Linked DNA regions of Homo sapiens: region 1 is linked to region 2. A link is a contact called in ENCODE Hi-C data. All regions are on one chromosome and are shown on one strand. The core of a region is the stretch at or near the end of the contact, and the rest is flanking DNA. Distances in the headings are between cores, read along the strand shown. Region 1 holds the start of RPL29 (ribosomal protein L29). Region 2 holds the start of SPCS1 (signal peptidase complex subunit 1).

Region 1 (5,606 bases), core at 2,970-5,469, 710 kb after region 2:
GTTGGGCTGATCACATCCAGCCCCATCCAGCCCTATCTTGTCACCCAGGCTCACATCTTTCTCTGCCTTGTGCCCAAGGCATTTGAGAGAGACCTGGCTTATGCTCTGCTGAGTCCAGATAGTGGCTCTGCCCAAGTCTACTCCATGGAGGAGGCAAGTGGAGCCCGGCCTCCAGGCAGATTTGAGATGGAGCAAGAACCACTCACTCATGGAGGGTGAGAGTGTGTCAACCCTAGAGGAAAGGTTAAGTTCTTTGCCTTTTTGTATGTGTGTGCCAGAGACTCCATTGACATATGGTGATATTTATTGACCTCTTCTCAAAATAATGTTTCAAAATATGTAAAATAGATTAAGATTACAAAAGATTTTCATGAGCAGAGAAAGATGTCCACAAATTATGACTAAATGCATAAAATCAGGTTACAGAAGAGTTCATATAGTGTAAGTTTCCATTTATGAAAGAGAGGAGTGAAAAAGGGAGGGAGGAAGAAAAGAAAGAAAGGAGGGAGGGAGGGAGGGAGGAAGAAAGGAAGGAAGGGAGAAATAAAGAAAACTATCCCTAGAAAGAATACTATCTTTATAGACATGGATGACCCTACCATCCATCCCACTTTGAAAAGCATGACAGGGACTAGGCGTGGTTGGTCACGCCTGTAATCCCAGCATTTTGGGAGGCCAAGGTGGGTGGATCACTTGAGGTTAGGAGTTCAAGACCAGCCTGACCAACATGGTGAAAACTCATCTCTACTAAAAATACAAAAATTAGCTGGGTGTGATGGCAGGCGCCTGTAATCCCAGCTACTCAGGAGGCTGAGCCAGGAGAATCGCTTGAACTGGGGAGGCGGAGGTTGCAGTGAACTGAGATCGTGTCATTGCACTCCAGCCTGGGCAACAACAGCAAAACTCTGTCTCAAAAAAAAAGAAAAAGAAAAGAAAAGCATGACAGGTCAGTGGCTCCAGGTCATGGTCCCCTTTGGCTCCTGGACAGGTCCCCTCAGGTCACAGCCAAAGTTCCTCATTCTTGTCACTGACTCCCCCTTGCCTAACAGCTGGGATTTAACTCTGGGCCAATCCCTAACACAGCCCCAGTGGTACTGCATGACCATCGTCCATCTCTGAATCTGCCTCCCCCGTCAGACCGTGGCTTTCTGCTCACTGCTTTTTCTGCCTCTGTCGTAACAGTCTAGCTAAACCAAGTCACTACTCACTTTTTAGGAGCTGCGGGAGTCGCTACCCAGCTGGAAGGCCACATAGCAGGGCAGCCTGGTTCTTTTAAAGTCATCACAGGCTGGACATGGATTACAGGCTCACGCCTGTAATCCCAGCACTTTGGGAGGCCAAGGAGTGTGGATCACCTGAGGTCAGGAGTTCGAGACCAGCATTGCCAACATGGTAGAACCCCGTCTCTACTAAAAACACAAAAATTAGCTGGGCATGGTGGCAGGTGCCTGTAATCCCAGCTACTCGGGAGGCTGAGGCAATAGAATCGTTTGAACCCAGGAGGTGGAGGTTGCAGTGAGCCAACATCGCGCCATTGCACTCCAGCCTGGGCAATGAGAGCAAAACTCTGTCTCAAAATAAATAAATAAATAAATAAAATAAATAAAAGTAAATAAATAAAGTCATCACTGCCCCCGCTGTCAGCCTCTACCCTGCTGGCTTCTCTTTCTCAAGGATGTGGCAGTCAGACCTCCTCCTCCCTGTCCCAGTCTCCACAGCCACCTCTTCAACTTCCTGAGCTGAAGTCCTGACTTGCTGTCAGGCATCACACCACCCCCACCTCCTGTAGCCCCTGTCTTTGCCCACCAGGTTCTCTACCTGTGCTCAGCACCCCACAGGGACTTTATTCCTGCAGAGACACTCTCCTCTGGGCTCAGCTGTTTCTTTCTTGGCACCAGATCATCCATCAGTATATAAGCCTGCTTTTCATTCTCCCAACTCACACCTGTCAGAATTCTCTCCCCTTTCTCAGGAATGCTTTGGTAATGAGTCATCCACATGTCCTGCCTCCACAACCTCCTTTCCGCTTCACTCCCTAAACCTCTGCAGTATGCGTCTGTCACTCCACGAACCTGGCTTGTCAAGGAACGTTCACTGGGCATGTGTTTATTAAGCTCTTGCTCTATCTACATTATGCTGAGTTAGGCAGTGGGAAAATGAAGGTGATCAAACCAGTCCCAAACTCTGGGCTCCTATGATAATGGACACATACACAACTAAGTAAACAATGCAATTAGAGTCTGGGAAAGTTCTATAAAGAAAGCAAACCATGGCCGGGCACGGTGGCTTACGCCTGTAATCCCAGCACTTTGGGAGGCCGAGGCGGGCAGACCACCTGAGGTCAGGAGTTCAACACCAGCCTGGCCAACATGGTGAAAACCCGTCTCTACTAAAAATAATTCTTTAAAAATTAGCTGGGAGTGGTGGTGTGCGCCCGTAATCCCAGCTACTCAGGAGGCTGAGGCAGGAGAATCGCTTGAACCCGGGAGGCAGAGGTTGCAGTGAGCTGAGATCGCACCACTGCACTCCAGCCTGGGAGACAGAGTGAGACTGTCTAAAAAAAAGAAAAAAAAAAAAAGAATAGAAAAGAAAGGAAACCATGAGAGGACACAGAATCACTGGTGAGATGAGGCAGTGGTTCTCTATTTTAGATAATGGAGTCCAGGGAGGCCTCTATAGGAAAGAGCACACCATCCAAAAAGCAGGGAGAAGGGCAGTCCAGGTGGCTGGGATAGCAAGTGCAAAGGTCCTGAGGCAGAACACACATTTGTGGTTGGCAGGAAAGAAAGGCAATGCGTTTGGAGAGAAGTAAATGACAGAGGTTGTCAGGGTCAAGTGGGTAAAGAATTGATCTTCAATGCAAGGGGATGTCCTTGCAGATTTAAGGGACAGGATCTGATTTGTATCTTAAAACAAGTCCCCAAGCCCCACTGCCGTGTGGAAAATGAACTATAGGGGGAAGAGGTGGAGAAGGCAACAGAGTTGTTAGAGGCAACAATTTCTCAATTCTGATGTCCAACAGGCATCTCACATTTAATGCATCCAACAAAAATATCTGGCTCATCATTCCCCCTCAAAACAAAACAAACAAAGCCCCTGCTCCCCACTCAATCTTCCATCTCTGTAAACAGCCCACCATTCACCCAGTTGTCAAGCCAAAGACATAGGGGCTATCCTTGCCTCCTTTTTCTCCCTCATCTTCTGTGTCCCAAGTCCAGTACTCTTTCTTTGTCCACTCCTCTGCATTCCCACTGTCCTCCCTCAGGTCCAGGCAGCCCTCTCTCCTTCCTCCCCTCTGCTCCTTCTCCACGAAAGAGTCAGGCGTGCTTTTCTTTTTTTTTTTTGAGACAGAGTCTCGCCCTGTAGCCCAGGCTGGAGTGCAATGGTGCGATCTTGGCTCACTGCAACCTCCACCTCCCAGATTCAAGCAATTCTCCTGCCTCAGCCTCCAGAGTAGCTGGGATTACAGGCACGTGCCACCACGCCCCGTGAATTTTTTTTTTTTTTTTTTTTTTTTTTTTGGATTTTTAGTAGAGATGGGGTTTCACCATGTTGTCCAGGCTGGTCTGGAACTCCTGACCTCGTGATCCGCCCACCTCAGCCTCCCAAAGTGCTGGGATTACAGGGGTGCTTTTAAGAACACAGATCGGCCAGGTGCGGTGGCTCACGCCTGTAATCCCAGCACTTTGGGGGACAGAGGCGAGCGGATCGCGAGGTCAGGAGTTCGAGACCAGCCTGGCCAACATGGTGAAACCCCGTCTCTACTAAAAATGTAAAAATTAGCCGGGCGTGGTGGTGGGCGCCTGTAATCCCAGCTACTCGGGAGGCTGAGGCAAGAGAATCGCTTGAAACCGGAAGGCGGAGGTTGCAGTGGGCCGAGATTGTGCCACTGCCCTCCAGCCTCGGTGGAAGAGCGAAACTCCGTCTCAAAAAAAAAAAAAAAGAAAAAGAACACAGATCTTCTTGCCCAACAACATCCCTCAAGGACTCCTTTCTTTTTCAGTATCTTGAATAAGACTTAAGAGACAGGTCCTGGAGAAACAGAGAAGGGAGGAGGCAGCCTGAAGGGGGCGGAGGCAAGCTCGTAGCACCGCCTCCACGTCTGGCTTGCGTTCTTCCGGGCTTCGGAACTTTTCTTCGCGGAGCCTGGGGAAGCTTTTCCAGTAGTACTTTCCGGCGTTGTTGACCCTATTTCCCGTGCTGCACCGCAGCCCCTTTCTCTTCCGGTTCTAGGCGCTTCGGGAGCCGCGGCTTATGGTGAGTGTTGGCCGCGCGGCATCCGATGCCATCCGCGACTTACGGGTGGCGGCGGGGCGCGGGCTGCGGAGAGGACTGGTGACCGACCGTGTGTCTGTCGGGAGCAAAAGCTGCGGGGTGGGAATGGTGCTTCTAGGTCCTAGGAGGGGGATGGCAGGGAAAGCCACTTTATTGGGGAATGCAGCTTTCCGGGGGTAAGGAGTTGATTTCAGGGCATCATTACCTGGGTTTGGGAGGCCAGGACTGGCGTTTGGTCGTGCAGAGTAAGCCGAGACTCGTGGAGGCTGCACATTCTCTGCCTGCAGGCTCATTCTGACCAGAATGGGGGGGGCAGAGGTGGCCCAGCCTGGCGAGCCCTTAACCCTGATCTCCACTTTTGTCTTCCAGGTGCAGACATGGCCAAGTCCAAGAACCACACCACACACAACCAGTGTAAGTTTTTTGGGCCCTGCCTACATCCCAGACCCTGGCAAGGACTGGTTCAGGCAAACTGGGACAGAGATGAAGGGGCACGTTTCCATTGTGGGCCTGAGGCTGATTGATTTCACCCAGTAATAACTTTAGGGTTTATAGGTTTAGAGATCTACTTGAGATACAGAGTGTTTTGCATTTAGTAGTAAGGGTTTCCCATATCTCAAGTGTAGCTGCTGTAGGAAGTGTTGGTTCTCCCAGACTTGCCAGCTGTGATGTTGGGTGGTCTTATTAGAGGAAAGTTCTTTGTTGGCTTAATTCCCTTTTTTTCTCCCACAGCCCGAAAATGGCACAGAAATGGTATCAAGAAACCCCGATCACAAAGATACGAATCTCTTAAGGGGGTGAGTGCACTGAATCACATGGAAGTGTCTTTTCTTGGTTCCAGGTGCACAGTCAAGGCCTCTCATGTAGTTTTTCTCTAGCTTTGGCTTCTGCCTGAGCACAGCCTAACTGGCCCACCCAAAGCCTGCAATTCCTTTTTCTACCCTACCAGACCCATAATAAAGCTTTCCTTGGTCTCCACAGCCTGAAGTGTAACCCTCTGGTCAGGGTGTAACCTGCCTCCTGAGGGCAGTTTGGCTATCTCCCTTGCTTGGCAGTGGCACTTAGGGTAAGGAGTGGCCTTGTCTGAGTGCGTGCAGGGCACATTCCCACACTGACCAGCCTTATGACCTCCATCTGACCCAGTGCTGGAGTTGGGGTCAGCTTCTCTTCCTGTGTCAGGGGGTTCTAAGGATTAGCTGAGAAGGCTGGAGGGTCTAGGGGAGAGCTGAGCATGTCCCCAGTCTGTTCCTTCCCTTTACTTTTGCTCTCTGTTCCGTGGAGTGAATCACAAACTCTGAGCCTCAGTTTCCCCATATCCCACCTTGGCTATA
Region 2 (6,181 bases), core at 3,631-6,130:
AGTTTGTCTTCATGTACTGTAAGATATTAGTTGTCTTTCCATGTTTTAAATGTATGATTATATAGCACATATTTTATTAGTTGTTTAATAAGAGGTAATACCCATCTAGGAAAGAAATTTTATGAAGTTAAATACAAGTCTTGAATAGTACATTTTCACTTCTGTATTCGAGGGACTCTAAAAATAAATATTGCTCCAGAAATGTTTTCAGGTGTTTTTTTTTTGAGACAGAGTTTCACTCTGTCAGTCAGGCTGGAGTGCAGTGGCATGATCTCAACTCACTGCAACCTCCACTTCTGGGGCTCAAGTGGTATTCCTGCCTGAGCCTCCCTAGTAGCTGAGACCACAGGCGTGTGCCACCACACCTGGCTAGTTTTTGTATTTTTTGTAGAGACAGGGTTACACCACATTGCCCAGGCTGATCTCAGAACTCCTGGGCTCAAGCAATCCACTCACCTCAGCCTCCCAAAGTGCCAGGATTACAGGAATGAGCCACTGTGCCCAGCCCTGTTTTCAGTTTCTATAACTAAAAATATATCTATCTTTGAAAATTACACACACACACAAATACTCTAATGAAATGTTCCCTTTACAGCCACTTAACAATTTTTTTTTTTTTTTAAGACACAGTCTTGCTCTGTCACCCAGGCTGAAGTGCAGTGGCCCAATCTCAGATCACTGCAAGCTCCGCCTCCCAGGTTCACTCCATTCTCCTACCTCATCCTCTCGAGTAGCTGGGACTACAGTTGCCCGCCACCATGCCCGGCTAATTTTTTTGTATTTTTTTAGTAGAGACAGGGTTTCACCGTGTTAGCCAGGATGGTCTCAATCTCCTGACCTCGTGATCTGCCCGCCTCGGCCTCCCAAAGTGCTGGGATTACAGGCGTGAGCCACCGCGCCCGGCACACTTAACAGATTTTTATTTAGAGTTTACTGTGTGCCAGGTTCTCTGCCAGGAGCTGGGGATATAGTGGTGAATAAAACAATACTTCCTGCCCTTTTACAGTGCTCACAGCCTGGTTTCTGATAACTCTTATTTTCACTTTGAAGGGTTTGCTAGAACTCAACTTGCAAAACCATCAAGTCCCAATGCCCAGTTGGGAACAAATCTTTGGCAAACTTGGTATCCTTGAGCTATTCACCTTTCCGTGCATGTTTTGGAAATCCACATCGTTCTGGAGAGTCATCAGTTTTACTTAATTTTTCTAATGTATTGGTATAAAGTAGGTATTTTATTAGAATTAAAGGAATCTCACCCATATCTTTTTTTTTTTTTTTTTTTTTTGAGACAGGGTCTTGCTCTGTCACCCAGCCTGGAGTGCAGTGAGGTGATCATAGCTCACTGCAGCCTTGACCTCCTGGGCTTAAGTGATCCTCCCACCTCAGCCCCTCAAGTAGCTAGGACCACAGGCATGCACCACCACACCTGGCTAATTTTTAAAATTTTTTGTGGAGAGGAAGTCTGTGTTGCCCAGGCTGGTCTCAAACTGCATTCAAGCAGTCCTCCTGCATCGGCCTCTGAAAGTGCTGGGATTATAGGCATGAACCACCACACCTGACTTCCCCCATACTTTCTTATTAATTACCATACTGTATATTTTTATTTTGTTTAAACATCTTTTCTTCCCACTTTTATCGTTTTTACTTGAGTGCTTAATTCATCTTCCTAAATTAATTTAAAAACTCATCTTTAAGACTGTGAATTTTCTTCCGAATATACCTTTGGCCACAGTTCAGAGACTTTGATGTGTTACTCTTTTGGCATTGGTTCTAAAATGTCAATCATTCTTTTTTTTTTTTTTTTGAGATGGAGTCTTCTTGTTGCCCAGGCTGGAGTACAGTGGTGCGATCTTGGCTCACTGCAGCCTACGCCTCCTGGGTTCAAGTTCCCCTCCCTCAGCCTCCCGAGTAGCTGGGATTACAGGCACACACCACCATGCCTGGCTGATTTTCGTTATTTTTAGTAGAGATGGAGTTTCACCATGTTGGCCAGGCTGGTCTTGAACTCCTGACCTCAGGTGATCTGCCTGCCTTGGCCTCCCTAAATGCTGGGATTACAGGCTTGAGGCACCATGCCTGGCCTAAAGTGTCAGTAATTCTGATTTCGGTTTTCTCTTTTAGAAGTTTTGATTTCCACAGACTTACAAAGCTAAGGAAGTTTTATGTCCTTGCTCTGGCTACACTGCAGTGTTACTGAATATCACCTGCACAACCTTTACTGCTTGCAGTTTTTTTTTTCCTGTTGCTTTGTACATGATCCGTTATTCAAATGGCCTTATAGGCATTCAATAAAGGTGAAATGTTAAATACAAAATCACTTGTCTATTAAATTTTATTCAAGGTTCTATATAAGATCTGATAAATGGAACTTTGTGATGGAAATGTTTTATATGGTAGCCACTAGTCACATATAGCTATTGAACCTTTGAATCATGGCTAGTTTTAGAGTTTTATATTTTAATTTTAATTAAATAGACGTGTCTAGTGGCACCATATTGTACAATGCAGTTCTCATTCAATAAATCTTAAGTACTTAACAATGCATCGTGTACTCTTCTATGTACTGGGTAGACAGCAGTGAGCAAAACAAAGTCCCCGTTCTCATGGAACTAATGTTCTAATGACAACTATTAATTACATACCATGAAATGTCTCAAACTCCTGGGCTCAAGTCATCCTCCTGCCTTAGCCTCCTCAAGTGCTGGGATTATAGGTGAGAGCCACTGCACCTGGCCAGAAGCACGAACTTCTAACTTAGGCTTTTATTAATTATCTTCCTTGCAGAATAATCAACAGAAGACCCTTTAGACAAAGAACTTGCACTATGAGGTTTAATTGGAAACATTAAAATGGTTAACTCATAATGAATTATAAAACTTTGATAGTTACATTGTACTATCATTTATGAGGCATTTATTTTTCATTATTTACACCTGAAAGAAACTTCATACTTGTGTGTTCTGTTCCCCATCTCAGAGCAAGATTATGAAGAGAAGGTCTAAACTACTTATATAAATCAAAACCCAACTGGGCTAGAAATGAAGTATAAAGAGAACTAAATCTATACACAGCTGTGCCATAAGAGCATTAGGTGGTTTTAGCTCTTATCTGGGGTATGAAAGCAATTTAGCTCATCTCACAGAAACAAAAGCAGGTGCTGAATCATGAAAACCTCAATTATTTTTAGCATGCCTCTTAATTTTTCTTTCCCCTGGTTTCTTGTCGTCTGTGCTTGATTCTTGAACAGGTAACCACTTGAGAGGATGCCGGCGATAGATGGGCCATGGAGGAAGTGTCAGCTGGGCCAGAAAAGAGGAAATGCATAAATTATAGCTATTAAAAGTTTAAAAAATCATTACGTATAATGCCAGGTTCCCAAATGACTCCTATGCTGAGGGAACAAAAAAACAAAAAAAAAAATCCATATTCCTATAAAGGCTCTGTGCCACCATCCATGCAAAATACTGTATGATGATGGGAACAGGCTCACTGCCTATACAAATGGCTTTAAGACCTAAAAGAAAGGTGGGGGCCAGGCGTGGTGGCTCTCGCCTGTAATCCAAGCACTCTGGGAGGCCAAGGTGGGCGGATTGCTTGAGACCAGCCTGGCCAACACAGTGAAGCCCTGTCTTTACTAAAAATACAAAAATTAGCTGGGTGTGGTGGTGGGCTCCTGTAGTCACAGCTACTCGGGAGGCTGAGGCAGGAAAATCTATTAAACCCGGGAGGCAGAAGGTGCAGTGAGCCGAAATCGCCCCAGTGCACTGCAGCCTGGGCAACAAGAGTGAAACTCCGTCTCAAAAAATTTAAATAAATAAATAAATAAAAGGTGAAGGGACAACGTGAGCACCATGAAAACTCCTGCTGGCTTTGACCTTAAGATTATTAGCCAGAGTAGCCGCCAAAGGAAATAAGCTGTGTCCTTTTATATAGTTCGCACCATCTGACACTATTTTGGCATTCTACTTTTCCAATGATAGCAAAGGGAAACGCTGTTTGGAAGGATGAGGGAAACGTTGGCTTTGGGTCTCACTACTGAGTAGGTCTAACCAAACCAACCCGACTCACAAAACCCAAGCTGCCACTAATACCCACAAATTTCTTACCAAACATGAAAAAGCAAATCCGGCCATAACTATATAGACAGTCCACCCGAACTGTTCAGCCACGTACCCGTAGATAAATCCAACTATCTAGAGACAAATGAAGTATATTAAACACACTCAAACTGAGGGTTGGGAGGGAGGCGGGGGCGGAGATTAAATGTAAAACCAATACTTACTGCAGAAAAAAGAATAATTCCCTGAAACATCTGTTCAGCTAGCTTCTGGCCCTTGTAATCCTGGGGTGAAGCAGAGGAAAAAAAGAATTGGTTCCACCGCCGAGAACATACAATTCCTGCCCTGACCTCACAACTCTGGCACAGGGTAACCCCAACATCAGGGTCTCCCGCTCTCCTAAGGGCCTGGGCAAGATATTAAATTCTGGGCTTCCCGGGAGGAACTGAAACACCCTCACGGAGAATGGACAGGAGATTCTCGCGGAGTAGAAGAGAAGGGGACCCAGGAGGCAATTCGGGAAAGAGGGTGGACGGTAACCATCCGGGCCCGGAACAGCGCAGCACCGGGTCGGTGCTCCAACATGGGCTTCGAAGCTGCCAGGCACAAGAACGGCGTGCAGAGGTCCCCGGGTTGCGCCCTCACCATCTGCGTGGGCAGCGAGCTCAGATGCTCCAGCATGGCTGGCTGAGGAGGCGGGCAGCTGAGCGCGGGTGGCAGGCTGCGAGGCGAGGGCGACCGAGACTTAAGGACCGTGAGGGGTAAGGTCTGGCACTGCGCGTCAGTAGCCGGGCCTTCTAAGCCCGGGAGAGCGATGGCGGCGGCCCCGGAAGCGGAAGTCTCCGACGGGCCGGTACAGCCCGTGTCCCCGCCCCGCGCCATCGCTAGGCGACGTGCGCTTTTGCCGCGCCGTGCTGCCCGCGAGGGCAGCTGAGGTGGTGGTGGCGGCCGCCTTGTCGAGGCATCGCGCGCCCGTGAAGTGTTCGCCGTCAGTGCTGTTGGGTGCCTGGAGCCGCGTCCCCCGTCCCGAAAACTGTCCTTGACAGTACTTGCGCGGCCCAACGGCCGCCGGCGCCCCCGCGTCTCCATGGCGACGGCCTTTTTCCCTGCGAGGACCCCGGCGGCAGGGCTGCCCCGCGGCGCCTGCTTGGCGCGACGCTCTAGCGGTTACCGCTGCGGGCTGGCTGGGCGTAGTGGGGCTGCGCGGCTGCCACGGAGCTAGAGGGCAAGTGTGCTCGGCCCAGCGTGCAGGGAACGCGGGCGGCCAGACAACGGGCTGGGCTCCGGGGCCTGCGGCGCGGGCGCTGAGCTGGCAGGGCGGGTCGGGGCGCGGGCTGCATCCGCATCTCCTCCATCGCCTGCAGTAAGGGCGGCCGCGGCGAGCCTTTGAGGGGAACGACTTGTCGGAGCCCTAACCAGGGGTATCTCTGAGCCTGGTGGGATCCCCGGAGCGTCACATCACTTTCCGATCACTTCAAAGTGTAAGGGGGGCCCTACTGACCCTTGGAATTTAGGGGGGCTACCCTAGGCGGCATCCACAACAGAGAGAATTCCCTTGGAGAGGGGACCCTGGTGCTCGGCTGTCCCTCTCATCCGCGTAGAAAGTCCCTCATCTGGGGGCTCCCGAACTCAGCCCTCTCACATTGTGGCCGGCTTTACTGACCCTCACAGACCCAGGCTGGGCCCTCCCGATAGAGGCCAGCCAAAGGTTCACTCAGCCTCTCTTTCAAGGCTGGTGTATCTCTAAATCTTAGACCCTCCTCCGTTACCGTCAGCCAGGTGGGATGCCCACGTTTTGGAGAGAAACCGTTCTGAGGAACCCGGGCCTCTGGGTCCCAGCTGGCTCTCCGGCCCCCAGGTTATGTATTCTGGGTTGGCCACAAACAGTGGAATTCTAGGCACTCCCGGGACAGGGTGGGACTGCTGTCCTCATTCATGCAACCAGCAAATATTCACGGCACCTTGTTTGTGCCAGACAGCAGACCGAGGACACGGTTGTTACCAAGACCAGGCTGTTGCCTTGGAAGAGCCCAGAGCGTGTCAAGGGAGACAGCCACATCACGCCAGAAATACATGACAGCTGGATTAGCCCTGGGAGAGGGAGGCCCAGATGTGGGAGCTCA

The links. A loop is a pair of places that touch in the nucleus more often than their neighbours do. Pooled maps may share reads with other maps.
Region 1: a map of CD4-positive, alpha-beta T cell shows a loop between it and region 2 (4-fold over the local background). The contact joins the promoter of RPL29 here to the promoter of SPCS1 in region 2. A Hi-C loop is called at or near these places in 1 of 168 maps with a recorded cell type or tissue (CD4-positive, alpha-beta T cell), 1 of 37 single-sample maps with no recorded cell type and 6 of 50 pooled maps.

The regions. Positions count from the first base shown.
Region 1 is chr3:51,994,508-52,000,113 of GRCh38, reverse strand. It overlaps RPL29 (ribosomal protein L29), which reads left to right and starts at 4,219. Exons shown (of 4, transcript NM_000992.3): 1 at 4,219-4,257; 2 at 4,645-4,689; 3 at 5,008-5,072. The coding sequence starts at 4,653. RefSeq lists an enhancer at 4,115-4,274.
Region 2 is chr3:52,704,805-52,710,985 of GRCh38, reverse strand. SPCS1 (signal peptidase complex subunit 1) reads right to left here and starts at 4,880. Exons shown (of 4, transcript NM_014041.5): 1 at 4,704-4,880; 2 at 4,283-4,342; 3 at 4,107-4,193; 4 at 1-3,299. The coding sequence starts at 4,739. The coding sequence ends at 3,174. GLT8D1 (glycosyltransferase 8 domain containing 1) reads left to right here and starts at 5,195. Exons shown (of 10, transcript NM_018446.4): 1 at 5,195-5,539. It overlaps NEK4 (NIMA related kinase 4), which reads left to right. Exons shown (of 16, transcript NM_003157.6): 16 at 1-2,542. RefSeq lists silencers at 3,023-3,112, 5,299-5,468 and an enhancer at 3,283-3,352.